Regions from separate parts of the Homo sapiens genome. Here region 2 is linked to region 1. Evidence: read pairs that join two places in POLR2A ChIA-PET (ENCODE). Cell type or tissue: HepG2. All regions are shown on one strand.

Region 1 (4,000 bases):
TGGCTTGAACCTGGGAGGCAGAGGTTGCAGTGAGCCGAGATCATGCTACTGCACTCCAGCCTGGGTGACAGAGTGAGACTCCGTCTCAAAACAAACAAACAAACAAATAAAAAAGCTACTTCCTTGGAGAAGCTTTCTCTTATCCATCCCTTGCGAAAATTACAGCTGCCTGTTAAATATCTCACTGACATCCTCCATTTCATTTTCTCTTTATGGTTGTGATGGTTAATTTTTTTTTTTTTTTTTTTGAGACGGAGTCTCGCTCTGTTGCCCAGGCTGGAGCGCAGTGACGCAATCTCAGCTCACTGCAACCTTCGGCTCACTGCAATTTCCGTCTCCTGGGTTCAAGCAATTCTCCTACCTCAGCCTCCGGAGTAGCTGGGATTACAGGTGCCCGCCACCACGCCCAGCTAATTTTGTATTTTTAGTAGAGACGGGGTTTCACCATGTTGGTCAGGCAGGTCTGGAACTCCCGGCCTCAAGTGATCCGCCCGCCTCGGCCTCCCAAAGTGCTGGGATTACAGGCTTGAGCCACCGTGATGGTTAATTTTAAGTGTCAACTTGACTGGGCTAAGGGATGCTCAAATAGCTGGTAAAATGTTATTTCTAGGTGTATTTGTGAGGCTGTTTCTGGAAGAGATTAGTATTTGAATCAGTAGACTGAGTAAAGAAGACCGCCCTCACCGCTATGGGCAGGCATAATTTAATCTGTTAAGGACCTGAATAGAATAAAAAGGCAGAGGAAGGGCAAATTTGCTCTTCTTTGAGGTGGGACACCATATTTTCCCTGCTTCAGACATCCATGCTCTGATTCTTGCACCTTCAGACGCGGACTGGAACTACTCCAGCTTGCGGAGGGCAGATCCTGGGTACTTCTCAGCGTCCATAATCATGGGAGCTAATGCCTCATAATAAATCTTTTTCTATATCTCTGTATATCCATCCTATTGGTTCTGTTTCTCTGGAGAACGCTGGCTAACACCATGGCACTTACTGCTTATGTGCAAGATTGTTGAACATTCATCTCTCCTACTTGGCTGTCAGCCCGGGGACAGGAGCTGTGTCTGTTTTGTTCTGTGCTGTGCTGTGTTTCCAGTGAGAGGGCTGGCCTAGGTGTTTCTCCGAAGTATGTTCCAGCTTTCGGTACCTCTTTATTTCTTATTTCTTCCTTCCCCTGCTCTCCAAGTTGACCTAAATAGTTTTTGCACCTTTTCTTAGGTTCACTGAATCTCCAAGCAGCGAGGTGTATCTGGAAAGACAGCTCAAGAATTAAGGGTGCTCACCCTTAATTACACTCCATTTTCCTCAGGACAGGCTGGAACAGATTTGGGATGGCGAGCCCCCAAACCAGCACTCTACAGATTTCGGGACCCCTCTTAACTCATTTCCCCCATCCTCCCAATGACGTCTATTCGCCTGCAGCAGACCCGAAGGAAGCTTCGGCTCAATGGTTCATTTGCATGCGCCCGTGCTATTGGTCGGAGGGGCGGCACCGTAGCCAATGGTGTGCAGGGGTGTTGACCGAGCCGCAGCTCTGCGCCGCCGGGTGAGGTAATGGAATCCTGGCTGGACCTGCTGCGGCTCCCTCCGGACTGGCTAGTGACGTAGCGGCTTCCCCGGCCCCACCCCGCCCAGCCCGGCCGCCCCCGGGAGCGCAGCTGGGGCTCGGCCCTGTTCCTTCCGGCCCGGCGTTCCGGTCGCGGGCCCCTCAGGGAGGACCCGCCGGGCCAGATCCCATCTCTGGCGACGCGGAGAAAAATCTGGAAGCCGTCGTCGGAGGATGACCAAATCCTCGCTCCTCTGGGAGTGCGATTACGGGCCTCTCACTTCGTAAATCACGCAGGCCTGAAACGCTCACATTTGTTTACCACGAGCATGTTTGATTTTGTAATTTAACAAATAAAATTGCAGAGGATTTTTAAGAGCCCTGGCCTGGATTTAGGGGAAATCTCGCATTAATTCCAGCTCTGCCATTTCCGGTCTGGAGACCTTGGCCACTTTCTCTTGGGGCCCTGACGCCTTCCATGGCAACTAAGTAGAGCAAACGTGGAAGTGCTTCGAAAACACCAAGTGGGGTCTCCTCATCCTTATGCAATCTGGAGAGTGTAACCCCATCTGGGCGGTGTCTCTGGACAGCCCCTGAGCCCTGAGACAGCCCCAGGAAGACCCGTCTTTGTGTCTCTATTTTTTCGGCCCTTAAATTGCTCTTAAGCCTGGGGAGAGGTCGGGGGACCCCGGCCAGGTAGTTCTTGATCCTCAAGAAGAGGAAGGAAACCATGAAGGGAATCCCTTCCACAGCCCCTCTCCTTATTCAGGGCCAGGGCCTGAGCAGGGGAGCCCCTTCTCTGCCCAAATGCCCTAGGGAACCCCCTTGACATCCTTTTACCCCCGCCCCCGAGGGCCAGGATGGAGGTGGAGTGGAAGGGTGTCTCCTAGGTGGGGTGGAGTTTCAGATGCTGTGAGATGGAAGGGCACCTGGGGAGGGCCACTGAGAGTCTGGCTTATGGTCCTGGGTCCTGTGGCTTACCTTGGCCCACTACTTCCCACCCTCAGGATCTCAGCCCTGCCCTGCCGCATACCTAAGGTTTGGGGGCAGCCTCTCTCCTCCATGGAGTGCCTTTTCTCTATACCCTGCCTGGTCCTGTCTCTTCTTTCACACTGGGCCCTACATTCTCTTCCTCCAGGGAGGCCTCTTGAGACTAGTCCTCTAGATTCTACCCCAATGCCAGCTCAAGGCTTCTTGGAGGCCACTTCTTGGATGTCCTGGCAATGTTTCCATACCTATTCTTGTGTCCTGCCTCCCCATCAGACTAGGAGCCAGCTTTCTGTGTAGGAGCTTGTCCTCTAGGAACCTCCCACAATGTGGGGCGTCACTGGCCATGGTGGCCTGTCTCCCCTCTGCTCCGACTCCCTGGGCCATGCACGTTGTTCACCTTTTCTCTCCTCACCTTTCCTATCTGCAATAGGGGCTGTGAAGCAGTGCCTGTAGAAAGGAGAGGAATTAGATATGAAGGAACAAGAGGCTGGGTAGAAAGAGCACTGGCCTGGGAGTCAGAAGACCAGGGCTATGGAGACAGAAGACCAGGGCTATGGTTCTGGCTGGGCAACTCACTAGCTGAGTGACCTGGATCAGGGAGACAACAACAGGGCAGACGTTTACTGGACATTTGTAATGACTAAGAAGCGACATTGCTCCTATCTGTGCAGCCCCCACGGCCCCCAGTATTCCCAATAAACATACTGGCTGGGCAAAGCTAGGGTAAGCACCTTGGATGTACAGCTTCAAGACAAGGTCCCAAGTCCTCCAAGTCCTCCTGTATGGAAATGGCAGATCTGCCATGATGTGCCAGACTCCGCTTCATGCTTTATGTCTGCTCTCAAAGAGGCACTCTCATGGCAACCCTGTGAGATAGGTTTCTTATCATCTTTGTGTTTGAGGTGAGGAAACTGAAGCCCAGAGAGGGCAAGTAACTTCCCTGGAGTCATGCAGCTGGTAAGAGGTAGAGCCTCTTGTGGGTTAGGGAAATGAGACTCCTAGGGCAGAGCAGGGAGGAGAACTAACTCTGAGTGCCTGCTGTGTACAAGGTACCTCCACATCTGTTCAGTCCTCCGACAACCAGTGTCCATCCCAGACCTCTAGAGACTGCTTCTTCCACCATCTCACGCCGCCTCCACATGCCACCCAAAGCGTGCGTGTTCTGGCATTCCACATTTTAGAATATGTTTTATTTGATTATAAATAGGAGAATATATAATAAAGACAAGTTATGCTAAAAGTATTTATGGAAAGGAGAGACCTCTGTGGGCTGGAAGCCTTCATGGAAAAACTGGTAACTGAGCCCTTTTTTTCCCTTCCTGTCTAAATAAATGTATTTCTCCCACACAGGCAAATATTTTAAAATGTATTTCAAAAGTTAGACTTCTGGAAAAAGAAAGGAAAAGAGGGGGTGGGGTAGCTGCTCCTCTAAGAAGCCCATGTGAAAGAAGCTGCTGGGGTAGG
Region 2 (4,000 bases), 56 kb before region 1:
TCACCATTGATGTCAATGTCTGCTCCCCAATTTCCTGCAGCTCTGCTGTGTGCGTGCACCAGCTGCCTCCAGGCCAACTACACGTGTGAGACAGATGGGGCCTGCATGGTTTCCATTTTCAATCTGGATGGGATGGAGCACCATGTGCGCACCTGCATCCCCAAAGTGGAGCTGGTCCCTGCCGGGAAGCCCTTCTACTGCCTGAGCTCGGAGGACCTGCGCAACACCCACTGCTGCTACACTGACTACTGCAACAGGATCGACTTGAGGGTGCCCAGTGGTGAGTGCATGCCCTTGTTGGGCTAGTGGCTCAGCTTGGAGATAGGGTACCCCGTCATTTCATTTTTTTCTACTCTTGCCCACTCACTTGGTTTGACGATAAAGATGCCTTTTGGATGTTCCCGAAGGTGACAAAGGCTGGGGTTTCTCAGCAGTTGCTTTTGTAGATTAGAGGGTGAGGAAGCAGATTTTCAAGTTAGTCCCAGAGGTGCCCGCAGTGTTTAGAGTAGTGGCTTAGCAGCCATAGGCAGCGGTGAGGAGTGGAAGAACCAGGCAGGGATTCCCACGGGAGGATGTGGGACTGATCCAGAAAGAGATGGCCCCAGAGCCGAGCAAAGGTGACTCCTCAAGGGAGGATGATGGTTAGATGTGAGGAGGGACCAGAATAGGAAAAGGCCAGTGACCAAAGCCGAGAAACACCACATACCATCCTTTTGCAAGCCTACCATTCAGGAGGCATTACTGTGGAGCCCACAGGAAAAGGAGAGAAACTAAAGCAGAGCTTAGAGGAGCTGTGGGAAGTTAAAGGGCAGAAACAGGCATCTGTGTAGGGGCCTGAGGCGGGGATAGTACCACGAAATGCGTGAGGTGACAAAGTGGGTTGTGGGTTTGACTGTGGAAAGAGGTGCCTTAACTAAAGAAGTTGGGCATTTGAGAGCATCTAGGCAGCAAGACTAGCCCAGAAGATTAGAGAGATCAAGGGAGCCTGAACACATCGACAGGGAAAGGGGTCTTTTTCACTCTTCACTTTGAGGGGGGTGTTTTTACTCTTTCCCTTGTTTTTACTTCTCATTCTTTCCCTCTCCTCTCTCACTTGACTCAGGTCACCTCAAGGAGCCTGAGCACCCGTCCATGTGGGGCCCGGTGGAGCTGGTAGGCATCATCGCCGGCCCGGTGTTCCTCCTGTTCCTCATCATCATCATTGTTTTCCTTGTCATTAACTATCATCAGCGTGTCTATCACAACCGCCAGAGACTGGACATGGAAGATCCCTCATGTGAGATGTGTCTCTCCAAAGACAAGACGCTCCAGGATCTTGTCTACGATCTCTCCACCTCAGGGTCTGGCTCAGGTACCAAGTTCTTCAGGGCATCATGTCTGTGGTTGGCTTTCATCAGTTTCCCAGCAGGATAGAGTGCTTGTAGAGAAGGCTGGAGGCCCTGCATTTGTTTCTACCAGCATTGAGTCATTTGGTTTCCTAGTTCCCCTTCTTTTGGAGTCTGACGTGTAATAAGATAAGATAATGGGTTCACAGAAAATCTCTCATTCCGTGGGATTCCCAAGGTCTAGTACACAATTATCCACTACAGAAGTCCTGCCTCTCTAAGCTTTGCAACTGTACGTACATCTATTAAAATTCAGCTGGTCCCACCTGAGCAGTGGAGTGCTCAATTTCAGGGCCCCTTTTGAGAAACAGGAGTGTGCCAGATTCCTGTGAGGTGGTGACAGCTAATCATTGATCTCTGAGCAACCACAAGGGGAGTTTAAGGACATCCAGTAAAGCTTAGAGTTGGGATTTGGTGAATCATTGACTTGTACCAGTTGCCCAAGGGTTTTTGGTGGGGGTGAAAATAAAGGCAGTGTGGGCCTCCAGCATAGCATCAGCACTATTTCCTGTACTGCCTTTTGTTGACCAAGTCTTTCTCAGATGAGGGAAATGAACCAAACACTGGACCTTGGCATAAGACGAGAATTTAAGATAAAGGAGCTCGGGGTTGTTTAGGTCTCAGGGTATAGCTCAGCTAGCTATTAAATGTGAACATGAATGCAAAAGAATTTTTTTACTTACTTATTTATGTATTTATTTATTTAGAAACAGAGTCTTGCTCTGTTTCCCAGGCAGGAGTGCAGTGGCGCAATTTCCGCTCTCTGAAACCTCCACCTGCCTGGTTCAAGTGATTCTCCTGCCTCAGCCTCCTGAGTAGCTGGGATTACAGGAATGCGCCACCACAGCGACTAATTTTTGTATTTTTAGTAGAGACAAGGTTTCGCCACATCAGTCAGGCTGGTCTTGTGTTCTTGACCTCAAGTGATCCGCCTGCCTCGTAAAGAATTTTTTTAATGAAGATAAACCATTATTTTTGTGACAATGGTATTGCATTCCTTTTTTTTTTTTTTTTTTTTTGTTTTAAGATATGGTCTCGCTCTGTTGTTGCCCAGGCTGCAGTGCCATTGTGCAATCACAGCTGACTGCAGCCTTAACCTCCTGGGCTCAAGAGATCCTCCACCTTAGTCTCCTGAGTAGCTGAGATGTCAGGCATGTGCCACCAAGCCTGGCAATTTTTTTTTTTTTTTTTTTTTTTGTGGAAGGTTTCACTTTGTTGCCCAGGCTGGTCTCAAATTCTTGGCTTCAAGTCCATTCTTAAAAAAGAAAAAAAACATCCACAAAGATCACTGTTGCCATTCTAGCTAAAACGCAGAGGATCTTATTTGTGAGAACTTTGCGTGTTTTTATGTATGTTTCCTTGACGTGGGACAAGACTGTTGTTCTGTGGGGAAATTATGCCATCAGTCATGCCCAGACATTCTGCTTGACACGGGAGTACTTTGAGCTGTGACATCTCCTGAATTTCAGTGGCTTTGCTTTTATTAAGCTCTGCAGTAGAGAGCACCAAAATGATGGATATATTTAAAAGCTGCATATTTTTAGAAACAGCAAAAATCTAGGGCTTGTTCCTTGTTGAAAGAGGTAGGGCAGTGGTTAGAACCTCCTGGCTGACTGTGGGAATTGATTTGCTGCTAGAGGAGGGTAGATTGGGTTTTCCAAAGTCTTTTTAAGACCCAGACCAGCTGAAACAAGGGAAGGGCCATGGTAGTTGTTTAGTCGTCTGTGGTAAAATGGTTAATAACTATTTCCCTCTGAGTGGTTTAGTATATTCTTCATTCAGAATATGCAGAGCTTCCAAGGTGTTAGGTTTCTAATAATGTGGTTTTTAAAGTAGTAAGTCCATGCTGCTCATATGACTTTCAATTCATTTAAATAAGTATATACTGAATACCTTCTGGGTGATATGGTTTTAAACAGATTAGAAAGAGCCTGACCCGGCCAGGCGCGGTGGCTCACGCCTGTAATCCCAGCACTTTGGGAGGCTGAGGTGGGTGGATCATGAGGTCAGAGGAGATCCAGACCATCCTGGCTAACATGGTGAAACCCTGTCTCTACTAAAAATACAAAAAATTAGCCGGGCGTGGTGGCGGCGCCTGTAGTCCCAGGTACTCAAGAGGCTGAGGCAGGAGAATGGTGTGAACCTGGGAGGCGGAGCTTGCAGTGAGCCGAGATCACGCCACTGCACTCCAGCCTGGGCAACAGAGCGAGACTCCGTCTCAAAAAAAAAAAAAAAAAAAAGGCTGACCCAGGATTGGATCAGAGAGACAGGAATTGTTGGGAAGAGTCTCACAGAGGAGGGCACATTTAAAGGAGTCTTGAGGCCGGGCAGATCACATGAGGTCAAAAGTTTGAGACCAGCCTGACTAACATGGTGAAACCTCGTCTCTACTAAATACAAAAAATTAGCCGGGTGTAGTGGCACACGCCTATAATTCCAGCTACTTGGGAAGCTGAGGCAGGAGAATTGCTTGAACCCGGGAGGCAGAGGTTGCAGTGAGCCCAGATCATGCCATTGCACTCCAGCCTGGGCAGCAAGAGCAAAGCTCCGTCTCAAAAAAAAAAAAAAAAAAAAGGCCAGGCACGGTGGCTCACACCTGTAATCCCAGCACTTTG

The links. Peaks named below come from ENCODE experiments on the same cell type or tissue, not always from the same donor. Only the 100,000 strongest peaks of a DNase experiment are listed, where the experiment ranks them.
Region 2: POLR2A ChIA-PET joins it to region 1 with 5 read pairs; 9 of 35 experiments call an interaction of 5 or more read pairs at or near these places.

Annotation. Positions count from the first base shown.
Region 1 is chr12:52,031,550-52,035,549 of GRCh38, forward strand. It overlaps LOC124902934 (a long non-coding RNA gene), which reads left to right. Exons shown (of 2, transcript XR_007063311.1): 2 at 1,219-1,924. It also overlaps a transcript of NR4A1 not described here. Among named protein-coding and RNA genes, the nearest start is that of NR4A1, 18 kb to the right of the region's middle. RefSeq lists a silencer at 1,448-1,777. In HepG2, no CTCF peak of the experiment used is centred here; a DNase peak (open chromatin) is centred at 1,512; H3K4me3 peaks cover 760 bases; H3K27me3 peaks cover 1,953 bases.
Region 2 is chr12:51,975,225-51,979,224 of GRCh38, forward strand. ACVR1B (activin A receptor type 1B) reads left to right here. Exons shown (of 9, transcript NM_004302.5): 2 at 41-280; 3 at 1,103-1,351. Among named protein-coding and RNA genes, the nearest start is that of ACVR1B, 26 kb to the left of the region's middle. In HepG2, no CTCF peak of the experiment used is centred here; a DNase peak (open chromatin) is centred at 1,807.